Regions from separate parts of the Homo sapiens genome. Here region 1 is linked to region 2. Evidence: chromatin contacts called from ENCODE Hi-C or POLR2A ChIA-PET data. All regions are on one chromosome and are shown on one strand. The core of a region is the stretch at or near the end of the contact, and the rest is flanking DNA. Distances in the headings are between cores, read along the strand shown. Region 1 has its middle 8.9 kb from the start of TNFSF9. Region 2 overlaps RFX2 (regulatory factor X2).

Region 1 (6,025 bases), core at 1,895-4,394, 460 kb after region 2:
GACTACAGGGGCCCGACACCACGCCCAGCTAATTTTTGTATTTTTAGTGGAGACGGGGTTTCATTATGTTGGCCAGGATGGTCTCGATCTCTTGACTTCGTATCTGCCCGCCCCCGCCTCCCAAAGTGCTGGGATTACAGGTGTGAAGCACCGCACCCGGCCGCCTAGCCCCCTTTAAAGGTTTTGTAAACCATCTGCCCAAAAAAGCAATTACATAGAATAATCACGCCAAATTTTCAACCTAAAGTTCAAACAGGACAGAGACTCAACCTGATGGGTAAGGCCCATTTCACACTAAAAACCTTAATCTTTGAAAGAGTAGAGGAGGCAAAGTCTGAGTGCCTTGTTCTCTTAGCCCTTGGAGATCTCTGTCAAGAGATGACTCAGACATGTTTTTAATTTTTAAACCGATTCTGTGAGTAATAACCTGGCAGTTTTCCTTCTGATGACCAATGCAGTTATTTTCATCTTCAACAATTTTGCACCACATATTCCTGCCTGCCCCTTGTTTTTATTTATTTATTTTTGTTTTTTTGTTTATTTTGTTTTGTTTTGAGACTGAGTCTCTCTCTGTCACCCAGGCTGGAGTGCAGTGGCATGATCTCAGCTCACTGCAACCTCTGCCTCCCGGGTTCAAGCGATTCTCGTGCCTCAGCCTTCCGTGTAGCTGGGATTACAGGCGCCCACCACCATGCCCAGCTAATTTTTGTTGTATTTTTAGTAGAGACAAGGTTTCACCATGTTAGCCAGGCTGGCATGACCCACTGCACCTGGCCTTTTTTTTTTTTAGACAAGTCTTGCCCTGTCACCCAGGCTGGAGTGCAATGGCGTGACCTCAGCTCACTGCAACTTCCACCTTCCGGGTTTAAGGGATTCTCCTGCCTCAGACTCCCGAGTAACTGGCATTACAGGTGTGGACCACCACGCCTGGCTAATTTTTGTATTTTTAGTAGAGACGGGGTCTCACTATATTGCCCAGGCTAGTTTTGAACTCCTGAGCTCAAGTGATTCGCCCCCCTCAGCCTCCCAAAGTGCTGGGATTACAGGTGTGAGCCCCCGGCCATGCCTTCCTTTTTGCCCAAACAAGATCAACCCATGTACACAGTCACGTGGAGGCACCACACTCTCAGCCCACTGGCAGCAATGATGGCTGGTCCTATTGAGCACCTGCTGTATGCCAGGCACTATTCTGGCTCCCTGATTCTGGACAACAGTCCCACAAGGTGGTCACTGGTGTTAGTCTCATTTCATATACGGGGAAACTGAGGCACAGAGAGATGGAGAGATTTCAAGGTCATGTAGCCAGCAGAGGCAGAGCTGGGATTTGAAGCCAAGTGAGTCAAATCCTATGCTCTGGTGCTGCTCAACTGGAAACACATCGATGCCCGCATGCATCCTCCTGAGTACACAGTATCACATCAGAGACACTCAGTCCCAGAGTAGCAGGATGTGTGCCTCAACTTCACAAAGCTCACTTGCTGTGCACAATCATACCTTGCAAGCTGGGAGTGGTGGTTCCTGCCTCTAATCCCAGCACCCTGGGAGGCTGAGACGGGAGGATCTCTTGAGGAAATGCTGTGGTCGTTTCCTCAACTTCAGGAGTTCCAGACCAGTCTAAGCGAGAATGTACCTTGCAACTCTTTTTTTTTTTTTTTTTTTTTTGAGACGGAGTTTTGCTCTGATGCCCAGGCTGGAGTGCAGTGGCACAATCTCGGCTCACTGCAACCTCTGCCTCGTGGGTTCAAGTGATTCACCTGCCTCAGCCTCCCAAGTAGCTGGGATGACAGGCGCCCGCCACTGCGCCCAGCTAATTTTTTTGTATTTTTAGTAGAGACGGGGGTTTCACCATGTTGGCCAGGCCAGTCTCGAACTCCTGACCTCAGGTGATCTGCCTGCCTAGGCCTCCCAAAGTGCTGGGATTACAGGCGTGAGCCACCATGCCTGGCCTGTACCTTGCAACTCTTACACAAAACCCCAGGTGCACACACTCGGGTGCCAGTCTGTGTTTTCCAGAGACCTGGATGTAGCTTTTCCAGCTACTCGACTCATTTGGATGATGTAATTCCCCTCTCTGTGTCTCTTTTCTCCTCAACATGTGTAAACACTCCTTTATGGCTCTAGATCAATCTCAGGCTGGGTGTTCATGCCTGTAATCCCAGCATTTTTGGGAGGCCAAGGCAGGAGGATCACTTGAGTTCAGGAGTTGGAGACCAGCCTGGGGAATATAGCGAGACCCCGTCTTTAAAAAAAAAAAAAAAAAAAAAAAAAAAAAGGCCTGGTGCTGTGGCTCATGCCTGTAATCCCAGCACTTTGGGAGGCCGAGGCGGGAAGATCACGAGGTCAGGAGACCAGCCTGGCTAACATAGTGGATCCCTGTCTCTACTAAAAATACAAAAAATTAGCTGGGCGTGGTGGTGGGTGCCTGTAATCCCAGCTGCTTGGGAGGCTGAGGCAGGAGAATCGTTTGAAGCTGGGAGGCGGAGGTTGCAGCGAGTTGAGATCACGCCACTGCACTCCAGCCCGGGCGACAGTGCGAGACTCCATCTCAAAAAAAAAAAAAAAAAAAAAAAAATAGCAGGGTATGGTAGTGTGCACCTGTAGTCCCAGCTATTAATACATGGGAGGCTGGGGCAGGAGGATTGGTTGAGCCCAGGAGTTCCAGACCAGCCTGGGCAACATAGTGAGACCCCATCTCTACAAGAAATAATAATAAGAATAATAAAATAGCTGAGTGTGGTGGCACGTGCCTGTAGTCCCAGCTACTCAGGAGACTGAGGTGGGAGGATCACTTGAGCCTGGGAGTTCAAGGCTGCAGTGAGTCATGATTATGCCACTGTACTCCAGCCTGGCCAATAGAGCGAGACCGTGTCTCAAAAAACAATAAGATGCACTTCACTCCACACTTTCCTTTCCTCTTTTCTTCAGTTCCATCTGGCCCCTAGCTCACTCCGTAGCTGTCTGACTCATGCAAATTGCTCCGCTCACACCACTAATGCTCTGTTAGGCTTCACTCTGCCCTGGGGTAGATAGAGGACCCAGGCCAGGTAAAAGTTAACCCTCGAAGAGGTCACTGGCTACATGATGGGAGACACACTACAAGGACCCTGAGAGGAGAAGATTGTTGCTGGGAAACAATCAAGGTGGACTTCCTGGGGGAGGAGTCTGTTCACTCAACCTCAGAGGCAGAAGAAGGAGGGCCCCCCTGGCACAGCCTGGGGTGCTGTCCCTTCCAACTACTTCCTGTGCAATCCCTCCCTCAAGGCCTGTGATGGTGAGGGTGGAGAGTGAGGCCCTTCCCCAGTGGGTGAGGAAAACCAGGGCCCACGCTTACTTCGAGGAGACAGCTGAGCACAGAGGTGTGACTCCAGCAAACGTGAGGTGCTAAGAGGGTGACGTTGAGTGCTCCACGGTGGGCGGGGCCGCCTGGCTCAGATGTCCCGACCACAGTGCGTCACGGCGCTCCCTGACTGCGGCCTGAGTCTTCCCCAGGCGTTGAGGTCTTGTTTCCCTTCCCTGGGGGGCATGTTCAGAGCTCCGCCAAGCCCCCCAGCACAGATAGGAGTTCAGACCAGTCACAGTGAGACCTTGGCCAAGAGACCTCACTTTCTGGAGTTTTAATTTCTGTGCCCACGTTTTAGGGATGATGTTGTACCACAGAGCTGTAGAGAAACGTCAGTGACCATCACAATGACAGGTTGCCTTTATTGAACATTTACTATGTGCTCGGCACGGTGCTCAGAGCAAGCTTTCCACTATTCTTTGAGATCCACTATGATTCCCATTTAACACATCTGAACAATGAGCTGAATCAGAGAAGTGAAGCAGCTTGCCCAAGATCACACAGCAAAAACTCCCACTCTTTCTCTCTCTTTTTTTTTTCTTTTTTTTTTTTGAGACAGAGTCTTGCTCTGTTGTCCAGGCTGGAGTGCAGTGGCACAATCCCCACTCACTGCAACCTCTGCCTCCCGCATTCAAGCGATTCTCCTGCCTCAGCCCCCCAAGTAACTGGGATTACAGGCATGTGCCACCATGCCCAACTAATTTTTTGTATTTTTAGTAGAGACGGGATTTCACCATGTTAATCAGGCTGGTCTCGAACTCCCGATCTCAGGTGATCCACCTGCCTCAGCCTCCCAAAGTGCTGGGATTACAGGCATGAGCCACCATGCCCAGCCTGTCTTTCTTTTTTTATTTTTGTTTTTATTTTAAAGACAAGGTCTTGCTCTTTTTTGCCCAGGCTGGAGTGCAGTGGTATGACCACAGCTCACTGGAACCTCTGCCTCCCCAGGTCAAGCGATCCTCCCACCTCAGCCTCTCTGAGTAGCTGGGACCACAGGTGTGTGCCATGACACCTGGCTAATTACTTTTCTTTTTTTTTTTTTGAGATGGAGTCTTGCTCTGTTGCCCAGGCTGGAGTGCAGTGGCGTGATCTTGGCTCACCACAACCTCTGCCTCCCGGGTTCAGGAGATTCTCCTGCCTTAGTCCGCCAAGTAGCTGGGACTACAGGTGTGTGCCACCATGCCTGGCTGATTTTTGTGTTTTTAGTAGAGATGGGGTTTCAGTATGTTGGCCCGGCCTTGTTTTTTTTTTCTTGTAGAGATGGGATCTTGCTATACTGCCCAGGCTGGTCTTGAACTCCTGGGTTCAAGCGATCCTCCTACCTTGGATTCCCAAAGTGTTCGGATTACAGGCATGAGCCACTGTGCCCATCCCACACAGCCAGAACTCTGAAGAGCTGGAATTGAAGACTCCACAGGCAGCAAACATTTTTCTGAAAAGGACCAGACAGTAAATATTTTGGGCTTTGTGAGCTAGTCAGTCCCTTTTCACAACTCTTCAACTCCACCATAGTGTCAGGAAAGCCACCATAGACAATACGGAATGAAGGGAGGATCACTTGAGCCTGGGAGTTCGAATGAATGAAGGCCAGGTGCGGTGGCTCAGGCCTGTAATCCCAGCACTTTGGGAGGCCAAAGAGGTGGATCAGGAGGTCAGGAGATCAAAACCGGCCTGGCCAAGACGGTGTAAACCCTGTCTCTACTAAAAACATAAAAATTAGGCATGGATGCGGGTGCCTGTAATGCCAGCTACTCAGGAGGCTAAGGCAGAGAATTGCTTGAACCTGGGAGGCAGAGTTTTCAGTGAGCCGAGATCATGCCATGGCACTCCAGCCTGGGCGACAGGGCGAGACTCCATCTCAAAACAAAAACAAAAACAAAAACAAAACCAGAAAAGACAATATGGAATGAATGAGTGTGGCTGTGTGCCAGGCACACTTTATTTATGGACAGTAAATGGGAAAGTCATATCATTTGCACATGTCAGGAAATGTTATTTTTCTTTTGACATTTTTCCAGACATTCAAAAACAAAAACAATTAAGTGAAAGGATCTTCATCTACAAGGCTGTACAAAAACTGGCAGTGGGCCATATTTAGCTTTTGGCTGGAGTTTGCTGATCCTGGCTCTAGAGTGTTCTTAACCTTTATGCTATAATTATTTCTCTTTTCATTTTTTTTTTTTTTTTTTTTGAGATAGGGTCTCACTCTGTCACCCAGCCTGGAGTGCAGTGGTGCGATCCTAGCTCACTGCAGCCGCAACCTTCTGGTTTCAAGTGATCTTCCAACTCAGCCTCCTAAGTAGCTGGGACTACAGGCATGAGCCACCATGCCCAGTGGCATCAGGATCTTTAAATCTTTTTAAAATTAATTAAGTTTTTTTTTTTTTTGAGACAGAGCCTTGCTCTGTTGCCCAGGCTGGCGAGCAGTGGTGTGATCTCGGCTCACTGCAACCTCCGCCTCCCAGGTTCAAGCGATTCTCCTGCCTCAGCCTCCCGAGTAGCTGGGATTACAGGCATGCACCACCACACCCATCTAATTTTTGTATTTTTAGTAGAGACGGGGTTTCACCATGTTGGCCAGGCTGCTCTCGAACTCCTGGCCTTAAGTGATCCTCCTGCCTCGGCCTCCCAATGTGTAGGGATTACACGCGTGAGCCATCACGCCCGGCCTAGAGTGCTCTTAAC
Region 2 (6,133 bases), core at 1,353-3,852:
CCCGTCTTCAGCTGAGCACAGGGGCCTGTCCCAGGATTCTTGGAAGCGGCTTCCTAAGGCATCATGCTTTTGTGTTCTCCTTCTCTTACCAGCCTTTCTTTCCCTCTCACGTTTCTCTCCCTTTCTGACCATGAGCAGGGCTGCAGTGCAGCTGCTGATGGTCAAGATGAAGATGGGGAATGTGCCAGTGAAAACCTGGCATGCGGAGGCCTCACCTCACTCACCCTCTCCTGTCCCAGCTTCAAAATCTTTCAGAGCGACTCATGCTGCCAGAGGGTGGAGGAGTGGACCTTGAAATGACAAGTGACAGTTCCTCAGCAGTAGCATCTCCTGCTTTCTCAGCCTGGTGACCTGACCCGGCAGCACGCCCACTGGGCACCTGTGCCCACCTGGGGATGGGGTCTCGTCCTGCCTGTGTGACCCTTCCTCCTGACAGCCATCTCTAGAGACAGCCAGTGAGGGCAGGGCAACAGGCAGTGCATGTTCTTTCCACATCTCCATGACTGATTCTGGCCAGGAGGAGGCTGGCTTTCTGGATCCCACCAACATCACATAGGGGACCTTTTCAATCTACCTCCTACCTCCCCTCCAGTCGTGATTTGATTCTGGAATTTAAGAAGCGGAGAAAGAGCCTAGTTCAAATTCAAGAATTTCCATCTAAAACCACAGCATGGAGAGGCCCCTTTAAAAACCACCTAACCCAGCTCTTTCATCAAACAGATGAAGAAACTTACCTAAAGATGTTAAGTGGTTTGCCCAAATTGCAAAGCCTGATATATGGGAAAATACTTCCATGGGAAATAAGAAAATGATAAATTTAAAAAAAATTTTAAATGAGGCTCTAATTCCTGAAAAATGACTTACTTAAACTGGGGACTGGGCAGAAAATAATATTGTAGAAGGTAGAACAGCATTTCTTTGGGAGGATTTATCTTTTTAAGTATATAGTGGTCTTCTACCACTATCCTACAACAGGTTGCAGGACAAATAATGTATTTTAATCTTTGGGGGAGTCTTTGTGTAAGTCAGACCTTATTCATTTTCATTCCAACAACACTCGCAGCCATTGGATCCTAATTATCACATCTAATAAGGCTGATGGCTAATCAGCTTGCCTTTTTAAGAAAAAAAGGCCGGGCACGGTGGCTTATGCCTGTAATCCCAGCACTTTGGGAGGCCGAGGCAGGTGGATCATGAGGTCAGAAGATCGAGACCATCCTGGCTAACACGGTGAAACCCCGTCTCTACTACAAATACAAAAAAATTAGCCGGGTGCGGTGGCGGGCGCCTGTAGTCCCAGCTACTCGGGAGGCTGAGGCGGAAGAATGGCGTGAACCCGGGAGGCGGAGCTTCCTGGGCGACAGAACGAGACTCTGTCTCCAAAAAAAACACAAATGACATTCCATTATAAGTTTCTGCTGCAAAAGAAAGTTGGGAAATTTGTTTAGATACTTTAAATAGTCCTAAGATTAGCTGAAATGCCGGTAACAAACGTGCAATGAACATTTTCTTGGGGGCATTCAGCAACAAAGTGAATCGTCCTTAAAAAAAATCCATACAACTAAAGCGAGTCTCACCACGGGAACCACAGGAGCTGTTTTAGTGAGGGGCTGGAGTGTCTGTTACAGGCGGCACTTTTGCGGCTGTTGCTGCATTAGTCAGATTGCACTCGAGATGAATGAGGAAGAATAAAGTCTTCACCAAAAACCTGTCTTGGCTAACAGTTCTGAATTTATAGCCCTGGCAGTGGGGGCGGGGGCTGGGGGCGGGGCTGGGAGGAGGGGAAGAAATGTGTCACCCGCTCTGAATGAAGTTCAGGGGTGGTGTTTACCTAAGCAACAAACCCTTGTCAACAATCGCTATCTCTGGCTTGCCAGCGGAGGAGGTGGGGGAGTGAGGCTGTTTTGATCAAAATCCAACCTGTGGCTGCAAAGTGCCCATCAACAGGGCACTTTGTTAGTGGGAACGTGCGACCTCTCTTAATAAACATAACATACACATCCCACTGAGGGCCACGGGTGGACCCAACTTCTTAACAGGAACATTGAGCACATGAAACCAGAAGGTGCTGGGTCCAATTTCCACCCTCAGCCAACCCTATCTGTGAATGTCTCTACATGTGAGCCAGCCAGGGCTCAACTCTTTGCTCTTCTGAAATTCTTAGGCAGCAGAAATGAAGGCATCGTGCTGAAAAGCGCTCCAGAAATTGCGGATTTATCAGTGATGTACGGTAGTAGGTTGGACAAGTAATGATTTTCTGAACACCAGGAATTAGATCAAAAAAGAAATTCCACTTAAGACTAAAATAAGTCTCCAGTTGAGAGCAGTCTAGGACATATTCGAATGGCCAGAAGTTTGTTTCAATGGGGCCTCTGCGTTTGTGCAGCCTGGGAGTCAACATTACAATATTGGTTCTTTCAAGCAGATCCCGAGTGGATCCATGTCTGCCTGTTGTGGCAAATCAAACTCAAATTTAATCAGAGAAAAATATATGCAGATGTTCAATTAAAACCTGGAGTCCGCAGTCTTGGCACTGTTTGCCCGGCCCTCATTGTTTGCTAAGTAACAACGGTTGCCAGGGGCAACGCAGTCCACTCCCGTTTCCAAGAGCCTGTTGCTGGGCAACCGGGAGAATACTTCCCAAACCAAACAATGTCATCCCGGAGCAACCCCCTCTATCTCACATTAACCAGATCTAAAAAAAACCCTCTCAAATATGTAATCTATTATTTTCAGAAGCCCTAAGAGAAAGGCAAATAATCTCTTCTCTATAGTAACTGAGGGGAAAACAGTTTACCATATTTGTTCTGAAATAACAAAACCCAAGGAGGAACAACTCTCTCTGAGGTAAGAGGGCATCACAGGAGGGATTTCAATCCTTCCTAGTACTGGGAGGAGAAAGTGCCCTTTTCTCCAAGAGGAAAGAATCTATTTATCATCAAACAAACAATGTGGGAGAGTTCATAGCTGCACAAGTGTTTTCTGGGCGAAGTAAAATGAATCATGGATTAAGCTATTTGGAAAAAAGTGTGAAAACAGAGGAGTTGATACCAAATTAAAACGACTTTTGGAAATATCATGTACGTATGGAACAAGTGCAAAGGGAACCACTGACTCAGCGTCAGAAATGCCTTGTGGGGCTTTGCCGGGAGGGACTTACAGTATATCTTTGACATCACTGCGCCGGCTCTTCCCTCCCTACCCGGAGAGAGGAAGACTTTTCTAAGAGGAAGCCAGGCCACATCAGATGCCCCCAGATGGCAGGACACACAAGGGACACATATCTCCGGAAAGAGGAGGCACATGGTTGGGCAATCTCGACCCATGAAGGGGGAAAAGAAAAGGGCTAAACTGAAGCTAGTGCAGCTTTTGTTCTGCCTGGAGCAGTTCAGGCTGAGCATGGCTTCTCTGAGGCTTTGGGACCAGGAGAGGGTGAAGTGGCACCACCACCTTTCAAGGGGAACACAGAGCTCTAAGCAGTGCTCTTGTTTTTGGTGGGCCCAGCCAAGGATCTTAAAACATTTTGATAGAATGAGCAACATGTAGCTGCAGCCTCGATGGGTCAACATTTTGGATGATAAAAGCACACAATGCTGATAGATTTGTGCATGACCAAGCATACCTTTCAAGGAGCTCTCAGCGGAGGTTTGCCCTTTGAGACAGACACAGTCAGTGCACAGAAACTGTTTTTTTAAGATATCATCCAGGAGTCATTCCTAGAATAGGAATGGAATAGACATGCCTCCCTGAGAAGAAAGGAAGACAGATTCTATACTGTTAGAATTTGAATCTGTGTTGCAGGGAGATGAGGAATTTGAAGCCAGACTCTTGGGCTGTTAATGTATGGCTAAGTGGTGATGTGGTGACAACCTTGAATGCTAGTCCTGGAGGTCAAATCACCAGCAGCTGGTGCCATGGGAGGCTTTGCTTAGGGGACACGGCTGGGTTCTGCCTGGATGCTGCATCCCAAGGGAGGCATTGAGGTGCGGCTGTGAGGACTCCAAACCCCATGTCCAGAAGGATGAGTAACAGAGATCCTGTGTCATTCATTGATTTCAATAAAATATTTATTGGATCCATAGCATGGGCCTGGCATTGACCAGTCATCAAAACACAATTCCCTGCCCTCATGGAGTTTCTATTCTAGACCATGCGGGAGGATAGGAGCATATGGACAGTAAACAAGGTAAGTGAGAAAAATATGTCGTACGTCAGATGACACCCTATATCATATGGTGACAAGTACCAGGGGGAAAAGGAAGCAGACAGAAGGAGTGCTGGGATAGGAAGGGGTTGCAATTTTTAAAGCGTTGTCAAATGCTTCCCTGGGTGGGCTCATTAAAGAGATGAGGAAGGTGTGGGACGGAGCTGTCCAGATATCCTGGGGAAGAGCGTTCCTAATGGAGGGAAAAGCCAGTACAAAGGCCCCGAGGTGGGACAATGCCTGGCTTGAAACTGGAGCTGAGTGAACCAGAAGGCAAGGAGAAAGGCCCACACAGGCCATTGTAGGGGCTCTGGCTTTTGCTTGGGGTAAATGGAAGCCATCACAAGGTTTGAGCCCAGGAATGGCCTGGTTTGACTTGCATTTTAACCAGGCCCCTCTGGCTGCTGGGTTGAGAATAGGGGAAGAAGGAAAAGGGTGGGAGCAGAGAGAGCAATCTGGAGGCTAATGTGATAATCTGGGCAAGGGAGGGGGGCCTGGCTGTGAGCCATGGAGGGGCAAAGCCGTCAGACTCTGGATAAACATAGGAGGTAGAGTCAGCCAGATCTGCTGACGGGTCAAGGGTACCTCCAAGGTTTTTGGCAACTAAAAGGATGAGGTCAGGAAAATTACCCAAGAAAAAGGCCTGGAGAGCACTTGGGAGTTGAGTTCTGAAGGTGTAAAGTGTGAGAGGCTCCTAGACACCCAGGTTGAGATGCTGAGAAAGCAGGCAGATTACATAAGTCTCAGGCTGAGGGGTGAGCTGGAGCCATCAGTGTATAGAGAATGCAGGCTGGAGCCATCAGTGTATAGAATATATGAACTAGAGCCATCAATGTATAGATAACATAGCTGGAACCATCAGTGTGTAGGGGACATGACCTAGAGCCACCAGTGTCTAGAGGATGTGGGCTGAAGCCATCAGTGTATAGAGAACATGGGATGGGGCCATCAGTGTATAGATGACATGGCTGGAGCCATCAGTGTATAGAGAACATGAGCTAGAGCCACCAGTGTATACAGGATGTAGGCTGGAGTCATCAGTGTATAAATGACCTAGTTAAAACCATAAGACTATCTGGGCTCACCAAGGAAGAGCAGAGAGAAGAGGCCTAGGGCTGAGTTCTGGGGCTGTCTACCATTTAGAGATCCCAAAGAAGCAGGAGCCTGAAAAGAGGCCAAAGAAGTATAAGCAAGTGGTGTCCTGAGAACCAAGTGACTCTGGGGCTGAGTGGTGATCACTGGAATCAGCAAAGTGGAGGTCACCAGTGATTGTGACAGAGGAGCTCCAGGGGAAAAGTGTGTGCAAAAGCCACAGAGGTTGGAGCAGGTTCAAGAGAGCCCCAAGTGGAGCAGAACTGGAGACAGGAGGACCAGATGGCTCTTTTGAGGAATTTTTGCTAGAAAGATAGGAAGAGGAATGGGGAGGCAGCTGGAAGAGGAAACTGAGAGCGGGTTTCTGAAAATGAAAGAAATAATAGCAGGTAGGACCTACCAGGAGGGAACTGGGATAGGAGAAAGAAGGGAGACTTGCAAGTGGATGTTCTTTCATGGATGGGATGGGATGGGATGTGGATGGGATGGGATGGGATGTGGATAGGATGGGATGGGATGGGATGGGATGGGATGGGATGGGATGTGGATGGGATGGGATGGGATGTGGATGGGATGGGATGGGATGGGATGGGATGGGATGTGGATGGGATGGGATGGGATGTGGATGGGATGGGATGTGAATGGGATGGGATGGGATGGGATGGGATGTGGATGGGATGGGATGGGATGGGATGGGATGGGATGGGATGGGATGTGGATGGGATGGAATGGGATGTCCTGCAGAACACAGGTGGGCTTGGCCAGGGCTAGGTGCATGGATATGCATCCACCAGTACAGGAGAGAAGACAGAGTGTCCACCCTGGAAGGTGACACCA

The links. Hi-C counts contacts between places; a loop is a spot of excess contacts on that map. ChIA-PET counts read pairs that join two places held with the same protein, here RNA polymerase II (POLR2A). Pooled maps may share reads with other maps.
Region 1: a map with no recorded cell type shows a loop between it and region 2 (9-fold over the local background). The contact joins two enhancer-like sites. A Hi-C loop is called at or near these places in 1 of 37 single-sample maps with no recorded cell type and 2 of 50 pooled maps. POLR2A ChIA-PET finds 5 or more read pairs at or near these places in 1 of 52 experiments (PC-9).

What each region holds. Positions count from the first base shown.
Region 1 is chr19:6,519,092-6,525,116 of GRCh38, forward strand. No RefSeq gene overlaps it. Among named protein-coding and RNA genes, the nearest start is that of TNFSF9, 8.9 kb to the right of the region's middle. RefSeq lists an enhancer at 3,000-3,249. Within about 2 kb of position 3,145, at least 7 of the 41 ENCODE cell types and tissues checked have a DNase peak (open chromatin) inside an H3K27ac peak, as active enhancers do.
Region 2 is chr19:6,064,234-6,070,366 of GRCh38, forward strand. All of the region lies in intron 1 of RFX2 (regulatory factor X2), which reads right to left. All of the region lies in intron 1 of RFX2-AS1 (RFX2 antisense RNA 1), which reads left to right. Among named protein-coding and RNA genes, the nearest start is that of RFX2-AS1, 4.7 kb to the left of the region's middle. RefSeq lists enhancers at 1,649-2,150, 1,665-1,959. Within about 2 kb of position 2,603, at least 30 of the 41 ENCODE cell types and tissues checked have a DNase peak (open chromatin) inside an H3K27ac peak, as active enhancers do.